2 separate regions of the Homo sapiens genome follow, and region 2 is linked to region 1. Evidence: read pairs that join two places in POLR2A ChIA-PET (ENCODE). Cell type or tissue: OCI-LY7. All regions are shown on one strand. Each heading gives the region's core, and the rest is flanking DNA. Links, peaks and the distances in the headings are about the cores only.

The links. Peaks named below come from ENCODE experiments on the same cell type or tissue, not always from the same donor. Only the 100,000 strongest peaks of a DNase experiment are listed, where the experiment ranks them.
Region 2: POLR2A ChIA-PET joins it to region 1 with 5 read pairs; 15 of 35 experiments call an interaction of 5 or more read pairs at or near these places.

The regions. Positions count from the first base shown.
Region 1 is chr2:61,547,117-61,551,513 of GRCh38, reverse strand. No RefSeq gene overlaps it. Among named protein-coding and RNA genes, the nearest start is that of XPO1, 11 kb to the right of the region's middle. In OCI-LY7, for the core only: no CTCF peak of the experiment used is centred there; no DNase peak of the experiment used is centred there.
Region 2 is chr2:61,491,280-61,495,676 of GRCh38, reverse strand. It overlaps XPO1 (exportin 1), which reads left to right. Exons shown (of 25, transcript NM_003400.4): 11 at 64-222; 12 at 1,586-1,783; 13 at 2,624-2,762; 14 at 2,929-3,110; 15 at 3,196-3,352; 16 at 3,479-3,642. Among named protein-coding and RNA genes, the nearest start is that of USP34-DT, 22 kb to the right of the region's middle. In OCI-LY7, for the core only: no CTCF peak of the experiment used is centred there; DNase peaks (open chromatin) are centred at 1,766 and 2,016; H3K4me3 peaks cover 762 bases; H3K27ac peaks cover 2,072 bases.

The DNA.
Region 1 (4,397 bases), core at 256-4,255:
TCATTGAGCCAGAAAAGATCTTAGGAACCTTCTAGTAGTTTGATCATAATGGCAAAGAGCTCTAATAAGGGCAGAACTGGGAGGAGAATCCACATCTTCTGATTCCAAACATTTTTCTCTGTCCCATTTTACTACTCCAATTTTTTAAAAATGTGGCAGCATTTATACAAATATTGTTTGGTCCTGTGAAATTCACTTTTTTTGGTACAGCTCAAACCTGTCTCTCCACATGTGGAGTTATTGCAGAGTCATATGTCCCCTGTAGGAGCAGAATTTGAAATATAGATGTGGAATTCATAAATAAAGGTGTTCTTGTCCCCTGAGTAAATCTTGTGTGTTTTTCTGTATGCCAGTTATTTCCACAGTATAAGTTGTTTGCTTGAGCCTTCAACAACCAATGAAGTTACGTTATGCATAAGACCTTGGGGGTTTCATGTTTGCTGGGGCCAATAAAAGCAAATTCTCTCATGCTCTCCTACCGAGAACCTCATTATGACGTCCGGCTGGTTGCCTTTTTAGATCTGCATGTGATTCTACTTCTTTCTCTAGATTCCAGGACAGGCAGAGTTTGTCCTGGAAGCTCCATTTACTCTGTCTTCCTTACTGGCTCTCTTTTTGACCCTTTAGGGTCCTTTAGTGGTCCTCTTTTCCTCCCTTAGCTACCCTTCCCCCTAACCCCCACCCTCACCTGGCAATGTATCTTTCACTTGCAAATCTTTCAGTCCCACTAAAGCTTAAATGCCTGAAAGCACTCTTCTTACCCACACCATTCATCTATTAGAAAAACTATAAGGGAGAAAAAACACTGGCTTCATCCTCAGTTTTGCTTCCCTAAAGGAAGAGACCAGAAGATAATTCTTCTAGGAGTTGCCCCTGATGGCCTTAGGGCTGCCTACAGTCCTCTGGGTCCTCTCTGGAGAGAACTGCTTTGGAGTGTGAAAAGACCATGGCAGAAAGGAAAGGGAAGGCTTGTTCTTCCCTTCTTGGTTCCAGTTCATGGAAGGGCACTCACATCTCTCATGACGAGGATTCAGCCAGAGCATCCAGATAGCTGTGCTGAGCTCTGTAACAGGATAATAGGAAGCTGGAAGCCCCAACAGGCCACATTCTACATTTTCAATGGGGTATTAGGAACAAGTAAACTCTTTTGATGGAAAGGTGATGAAGAGCTGTTTAAACGTTCAACGACCCCTTGCTGGTCTTTCCCAGGCTTACTTATTTCAAGGACTACCTTTTGTCTCTTTGTATCTTTCTCTAGCATCAGAGCTGACCCTACTAGAAAAGACTGTACATGACTGGGTGAAGAACTCCATTGACTTGCCTCCAGTCTTTTCTAGCCATGGAGCGGAAGCATGAACTTAGAAGACAGGCCATTGTGGACCATCCTGGATTTTGAAAATGCTAGAAAGAGTCAGTGGATGGGAGCTCTCTAAACCTTTGGACTCATCTGTGTATAGCATGGGTTTCTTGGCCTCCTGGCCCACTCTATTTTCAATTGGAAATCTGAAAAGTTTGCATGTGATAGGGAGGTTTGTATCCCGGTAAGGGAGGAAGAGGCTGAAACTGTTTATACTGGTGTCATTCATAAAATCTTCTTAGTTCTTCTCCATAGCTTCCTTGAGTTGAGCCTACTGGTCTATCACAACAATGATGCTTCTGCCTGGAGGAATGCAAATACCACCTGGGTAATTAAGTCTGTGATCTTAATTGTCTCCCACTTAATTGCCTCTGAAGGCCAACCCTGCAGTGTTTTCTATTTCCTCAGCCTGGCATGTCTGCTTGTTTTGACTCAGCCTTCTGGATAGCATATGGCTTCCACTAAGCCTGAGCCACCCAGCCTGCAACTACACAGCCCCTCCAGCCGCAGAGGTGGCCCAGTTGTTTCAGTGCTGCCATTCTGCCTCAGCCTCAGCTTCATGCGCCCTTACCCATCTTATGTGCTCATTTTGTGCTCTCCTTTTCCCAAATTCACTGTCAAACTCTTTTTTTTTTTTTTTTTTTTTGAGACGGATTATCTGTCACCCAGGCTGGAGTACGGTGGCGCGATCTCGGTTCACTACAACCTCCACCTCCCGGGTTCAAGCGATTCTCCTGCCTTAGCCTCCCGAGTAGCTGGGACTACAGGCGCCCGCCAACACGCCTGGCCAATTTTTTTTTAGCAGAGGCGGGGTTTGGGGTTTCACCATGTTAGCCAGGATGGTCTCGATCTCCACACCTCGTGATCCGCCTGCCTCGGCCTCCCAAAGTGCTGGGATTACAGGCGTGAGCCACCGAGCCCGGCCCACTGTCAAACTCTTGTTGGGGAATTCTACTGTTACCTTGTAAAGAGAAAGAAGCGCTGCTTGTCATGGTGTAAACACAATCTGGAAAGAAAAGACTGTGCAGTGCATTAGCAATTATATTTAGGTTCTACGGAAAACTTATAGTTAAATTATTAGGCAAATTACTTTCAATGTGTTCTTTGGTATAATTTGGTATATGCAGGAAAGACTTATGAAATATTTTCAAATACTTCAGCCTTCATCAATCTCAGAGTAGGTTTAAAAATAATTAAAATATATTAAAATACTTTTTTTAAGGGTCCAATGAACTGGATCTTGGTAGGCAAAGAAAAGTGTCATGAGCCCGGGGATGGTGGCTCTTACCTGTAATCCCACCACTTTGGGAGGCTGAGGCGGACAGATTGGTTGAGCTCAGGAGTTCTAGACCAGTCTGGACAACACGGTTTCTAACAAGAAGAAGTTTGAGACTAGCCTGGGCAATATAGTGAAACCCCATCTCTACAAGAAATACAAAAATTAGCCAGGCATGGTGATGCATACCTGCAGTCCCAGCTACTTGGGAGACTGAGGTGGGAGGATTACCTGAGCCCAGAGAGGTTGAGGCTGCAGTGAGCCATGTTCGCACCACTGCACTCCAGCCTGAGCGACAATGCAAGACACTGTCTCAAAACAAACAAACAAACAAAAACAAAAAACAAAAAGGCCGGGCGCCAGTGGCTCATGCCTGTAATCCCAGCACTTTGGGAGGCCAAGGCAGGTGGACCACCTGAGGTCAGGAGTTCAAGACCAGCCTGGCCAACATGGTGAAACCCTGTCTCCACTAAAAATACAAAAACTAGCCGGGCGTGGCCGGGCGCGGTGGCTCACGCCTGTAATCCCAACACTTTGGGAGGCTGAGGCAGGCAGATCACGAGGTCAGGAGATCGAGACCATCCTAGCTAACACAGTGAAACCCTGTCTCTACTAAAAATACTAAAAAACTAGCCGGGAGTGGTGGCGGGCACCTGTAGTCCCAGCTACTCGGGAGGCTGAGGCAGGAAAATGGCCTGAACCCGGGAGGTGGAGCTTGCAGTGAGCCGATGTCACACCACTGCACTCCAGCCTGGGCAACAGAGCGAGACGCCATCTCAAAAACAAATAAATAAATAATAAAAACTAGCCAGGCGTGGTGGCGCACACCTGTAATCTCAGCTACCTGGGAGGCTAAGGGCAGAAGAATGGCTTGAACCTGGGAGGCAGAGGTCGCAGTGAGTCGAGACCGCGCCATTATACTCCAGCCTGGGCAACAGAGTGAGTCTCTGCCTCAAAAAAAAAAAAAAAAAAAAAAAAGTGTCATGAAATACTTATCTGGATAAATCAGGAAAATATTTTAGTTTAAATTTATAAAATCATACATTCTCTGGATTCATGGTGTTATGGCATAAGCAAGATTTCACTGTACACAAGACTTTTTTGTTGTTGTTGTTGTTTTTTGAGACGGAGTCTCACTCAGTCACCCAGGCTGGAGTGCAGTGGCGCGATCTCGGCTCACTGCAAGCTTCGCTTCCCGGGTTCACACCATTCTCCTGCCTCAGCCTCCCGAGTAGCTGGGATTACAGGCGCCTGCCACCACGCCCGGCTAATTTTTTGTACTTTTAGTAGAGACGGGGTTTCACCGTGTTAGCCAGGATGGTCTCGATCTCCTGACCTCGTGATCCACCTGCCTTGGCCTCCCAAAGTGCTGGGATTACAGGTGTGAGCCACTGTGCCTGGCTGTACACAAGATTTTTTAAATCTCACTTTTAATTTTATTAGACATTCAAACATTTAGAAATTTAAAATGACTTTGGCCCTATTTCTTAGTTATTTATGACTCTCTCTCTCTCTCTCTCTTTATATATATATAGCATCTGGAAAGTAGTAGATACTGATAAATGGTAAATTCAGTTGTTTTCTTATAAGCAACAACAACTACTACTTGATATCCAGCAGATTATTGTATCCATCTAGAAAAGAGTAAGTATCCAAGATTCAGAGCCTAGTTTTAAAAAAGCCCCTTTGACAACCTTCACAATGTTTTTTGGGGGAAAGTGTTGAGTGAGAAGAGAATTTTCCTTGATTTCTTCAATTCCAAGA
Region 2 (4,397 bases), core at 234-4,233, 56 kb after region 1:
AATATTAAGTGTCTTTAGTTGTTTTATAAAATGCGAACTGATCGTCCCTTTTAAAATTTGCAGATGCTTCCTTTAAATACCAATATTCGACTTGCGTACTCAAATGGAAAAGATGATGAACAGAACTTCATTCAAAATCTCAGTTTGTTTCTCTGCACCTTTCTTAAGGAACATGATCAACTTATAGAAAAAAGATTAAATCTCAGGGAAACTCTTATGGAGGTAAGATATGTGGAGCTTTTGCTCCTAAAATTCTGCTCTGCCTACTAATAACTCTTAAAAGTGCCTTTTTCTAAAATGTATGTACCTTTTGAGATTTCTTATTACTTAATATTTGATCAGTACATTATATATATTCTCAATTCTGAATTACAGTTATAAGCCCAGTTTTCTGATTTTATGTTCTCCATAAAGCTAGGACTAAAAATTTATAATCAAAATTAAATTACTAATTATTATATCATTTCTAAGGTTAAAATTTCAAAGACCTTATTTTAAAATTTCAGTTTTAATTCAAATAACATGCATTTGTTCATTTAAAGATATACAATTCATCGTGTAATCCCAGCACTTTGGGAGGCGGAGGTGGGTGGATCACTTGAGGCAGGAGTTCGAGACCAGCCTGGCCTACATCGTGAATCTCTGTCTCTATTAAAAATACAAAAAAATTAGCTGTGCGTGGTGTCACATGACTGTAATCCCAGCTCCTCAGGAGGCTGAAGCACAGGAATTGCTTTAGCCCAGTAGGCTGAGGTTGCAGTGAGCCAAGATCACAGTACTGCACTCCAGCCTGAGTGACAGAGCAAGACTCTGTCTGAAGGAAGAAAATGTCTCTCTCTCTCTCTTTATATATATATATAAACTTAAGTATATATATATATAAACATAAGTATATATATATATACACACACACACACAATTCAGTGGCATATTAGTATATATACAATGTTATACAACCATTAATACCTAGATCCAAAACATTTTCATCACCCGAAGGTGACCCTTTACCCCTAAAACAGTCACTTTCTCCTTTGTTCTCTCCCCAACTTCTGGCAACCATTATTTTGGTTTCTGTCTCTGTAGATATATCTATTCTGATTATACCATATAAAGGGAATCATGCATGTGACCTTTTGTGTCTGGTTTCTTTTATTTGGTGTTGTGTTTTCAATGTTCTTCCATGTTGTAACCTGTATCAATACCTCACTTTTTATCATGTCTGAAGAATATTCTCATTGTATGAATATTCAGTATTTTGTTTGTTCTCTCCTCTGTGATGGTACATTTGGGTTGTGATACCACTTATTGGCACCCAAGGCCTTTTAAATAAATGTCGTTCCATTAGGAGACATGATAAAAATACATATTGATCAACTACTATGTGAGAGATTTTTGAAGTGCTTTAGGGCATGTCAGAAGAAGCAGAGTTACTCCAGAGTTTGCTGTCTATTTGATAAGTATTGAAATCTGAGTTGTGATGAATAAAACATGAATTTTTATTTTCCCTTAAGGTGTAACAAGTGAAAAGCAATTTGAAGTTGGTAATGTTTAAGAATTATTTTAACAGTTTTGGTCTTCTGTGTAGGCCCTTCATTATATGTTGTTGGTATCTGAAGTAGAAGAAACTGAAATCTTTAAAATTTGTCTTGAATACTGGAATCATTTGGCTGCTGAACTCTATAGAGAGAGTCCATTCTCTACATCTGCCTCTCCGTTGCTTTCTGGAAGTCAACATTTTGATGTTCCTCCCAGGAGACAGCTATATTTGCCCATGTTATTCAAGGTAACAGAGCGGTTGGTTGAGTGTTCTTCCTGTTGCATACTGTGGTTTTGAGGTCTGAATCCAAATACTTCTAATCTGTGTAAATAAATTAGCTATAAAAAGAGAACCCAACAACTTCTCCATGAGTGTGGAAAACTAGAACATGAAAGGAGTTGAGTCTAGAACCTTGATTCTCAAGAGTGTGGTCCTTCTCTCAGTATCAACATTGGTTGTGATTTCGTTAGGCAAATTCATTGGCCACCTGCCAATCTACTAAACCAGAGTCTAGGAATGAGACACAGGAAACTCCTGTAACAGAAGTTGGTTAAAAAAATCACATTAAAACACACTTAAATAATTATAAAGCCATTTTTGTAGAATTACAGTGAAAAAAAATTTTTTCTTTTGGAGACAGGGTCTTGCTCTGTGGCTCAGGTTGGAGTGCAGTGGCGTGGTCATAGCTCACTACAATCTTGAACTCCTAGACTAAAGCAATTCTCTTGTGTCAGCCTCCCAAGTAATTGGTTGCAGGCACACACCACCATGCCTAGCAAATTTTAAATTTTTTAGTTTTACTTCATTTATATTTACATAGTTTTTTCTGTTGTGCTTTAAGCCCCAGTATTTTTATTGTTTTAGAGATTGGGTGTCATTTTGTGTTGCTCAAGCTGCTCTCAAATTCCTGGCCACAACAGTTCTTTTTGCCTCGGCCCTCCGGAATAGTTGGAATTATAGGCATGAATCCCTACACATGGCTGGCTTGTGGTTTTTTTGGTTTTGTTTGTTTTTAACTAAGCTTCTACACTAATGATTTCAGTGATCTAACGATTTTTTTCTTGATTGATATATTGTTGAGTATAGGTCCGTTTATTAATGGTTAGTCGAATGGCTAAACCAGAGGAAGTATTGGTTGTAGAGAATGATCAAGGAGAAGTTGTGAGAGAATTCATGAAGGATACAGATTCCATAAATTTGTATAAGAATATGAGGGAAACATTGGGTAAGTTAATAAATACTGTTAATCTTTACCTTTATAAATCTATTCTGGGGTGGAAATACATTTTAGGAAATGTACTTGTAGTTTCTAAATATTTTCTAAATGTATTGTTACTCATCAATAAAATTCTGCTCATTATTTGCATTTGAAACCATGTTTTTCTTTGTAGTTTATCTTACTCATCTGGATTATGTAGATACAGAAAGAATAATGACAGAGAAGCTTCACAATCAAGTGAATGGTACAGAGTGGTCATGGAAAAATTTGAATACATTGTGTTGGGCAATAGGCTCCATTAGTGGAGCAATGCATGAAGAGGACGAAAAACGATTTCTTGTTACTGTTATAAAGGTATGCAAGGGATAGGTATGAATTAGAATTGCTAAATAAGTATTATGTTGTTACAATAAATAATACAAATTTGTCTTATTTACAGGATCTATTAGGATTATGTGAACAGAAAAGAGGCAAAGATAATAAAGCTATTATTGCATCAAATATCATGTACATAGTAGGTCAATACCCACGTTTTTTGAGAGCTCACTGGAAATTTCTGAAGACTGTAGTTAACAAGCTGTTCGAATTCATGCATGGTAAATCTCTTTCTTTACTATATTTTGCTTTTATTTTTATTGAAGAAAATAAATGAATGTTTTTGTCTTGTTAGAGACCCATGATGGAGTCCAGGACAAAATAAATGAATATTTTTGTCTTGTTAGAGACCCATGATGGAGTCCAGGATATGGCTTGTGATACTTTCATTAAAATAGCCCAAAAATGCCGCAGGCATTTCGTTCAGGTTCAGGTTGGAGAAGTGATGCCATTTATTGATGAAATTTTGAACAACATTAACACTATTATTTGTGATCTTCAGCCTCAACAGGTATGTTAAGCACTGAGCATATGTTATTTTTAGAAAGTAACACTTGTATCAATCTGTATGTATCAATGGAAATAGGAGGGCAACTATTGGATCCAATAGAAGTGTTTCTGATTAAATTTTCTTTCTTTTTTCCTTGAGACAGGGTCTTACTCTGTTGCCCAGGCTTGAGTGCAGTGGCACAATTACGGCTCACTGCAGCCTTGAACTCCCAGGCTCAGGTGATCCTCCCACCTTGGCCTCGTGGGTAGCTGGGACTACAGGCATGCACTGCCATCACACTCAGCTAACCTTTTTCCCCCCCTTGGTAGAGATGGGGTTTTGCCAAGTGGCCCAGGCTGGTCTTGAACTCCTAGCTTCAAGCGATACGCTTGCCTCAGCCTCCCAAAATGATTTTATATGTGTGAGCCACCACGCCCAGCCTGGTTAAATTTTCATAGTGAGACAGATTCTTGACCAGAAGATTGTTAGGCTGTTGTCCTATGTAAAATTATTCCGAACAAACAAAATCAGGTGTTTTTTGTTTTGTTTTGTTTTGGGGTGTGTGTGTGTGTGTGTGTGTGTGTGTGTGTGTGTGTTTGTTTTTTGAGATGGAGTTTCACTCTGTCGTCCATGCTGGAGTGCAGTGGCGCAATCTCGGCTCACTGCAGCCTTGCCTCCTGGGGTCAAACGATTCTCTTCCTCAGTGGCTATGATTAACAGGTGCTTGCCACCACGCCCAGCTAATTTTTTTATTTTTAGTAGAGACGGGGTTTCTC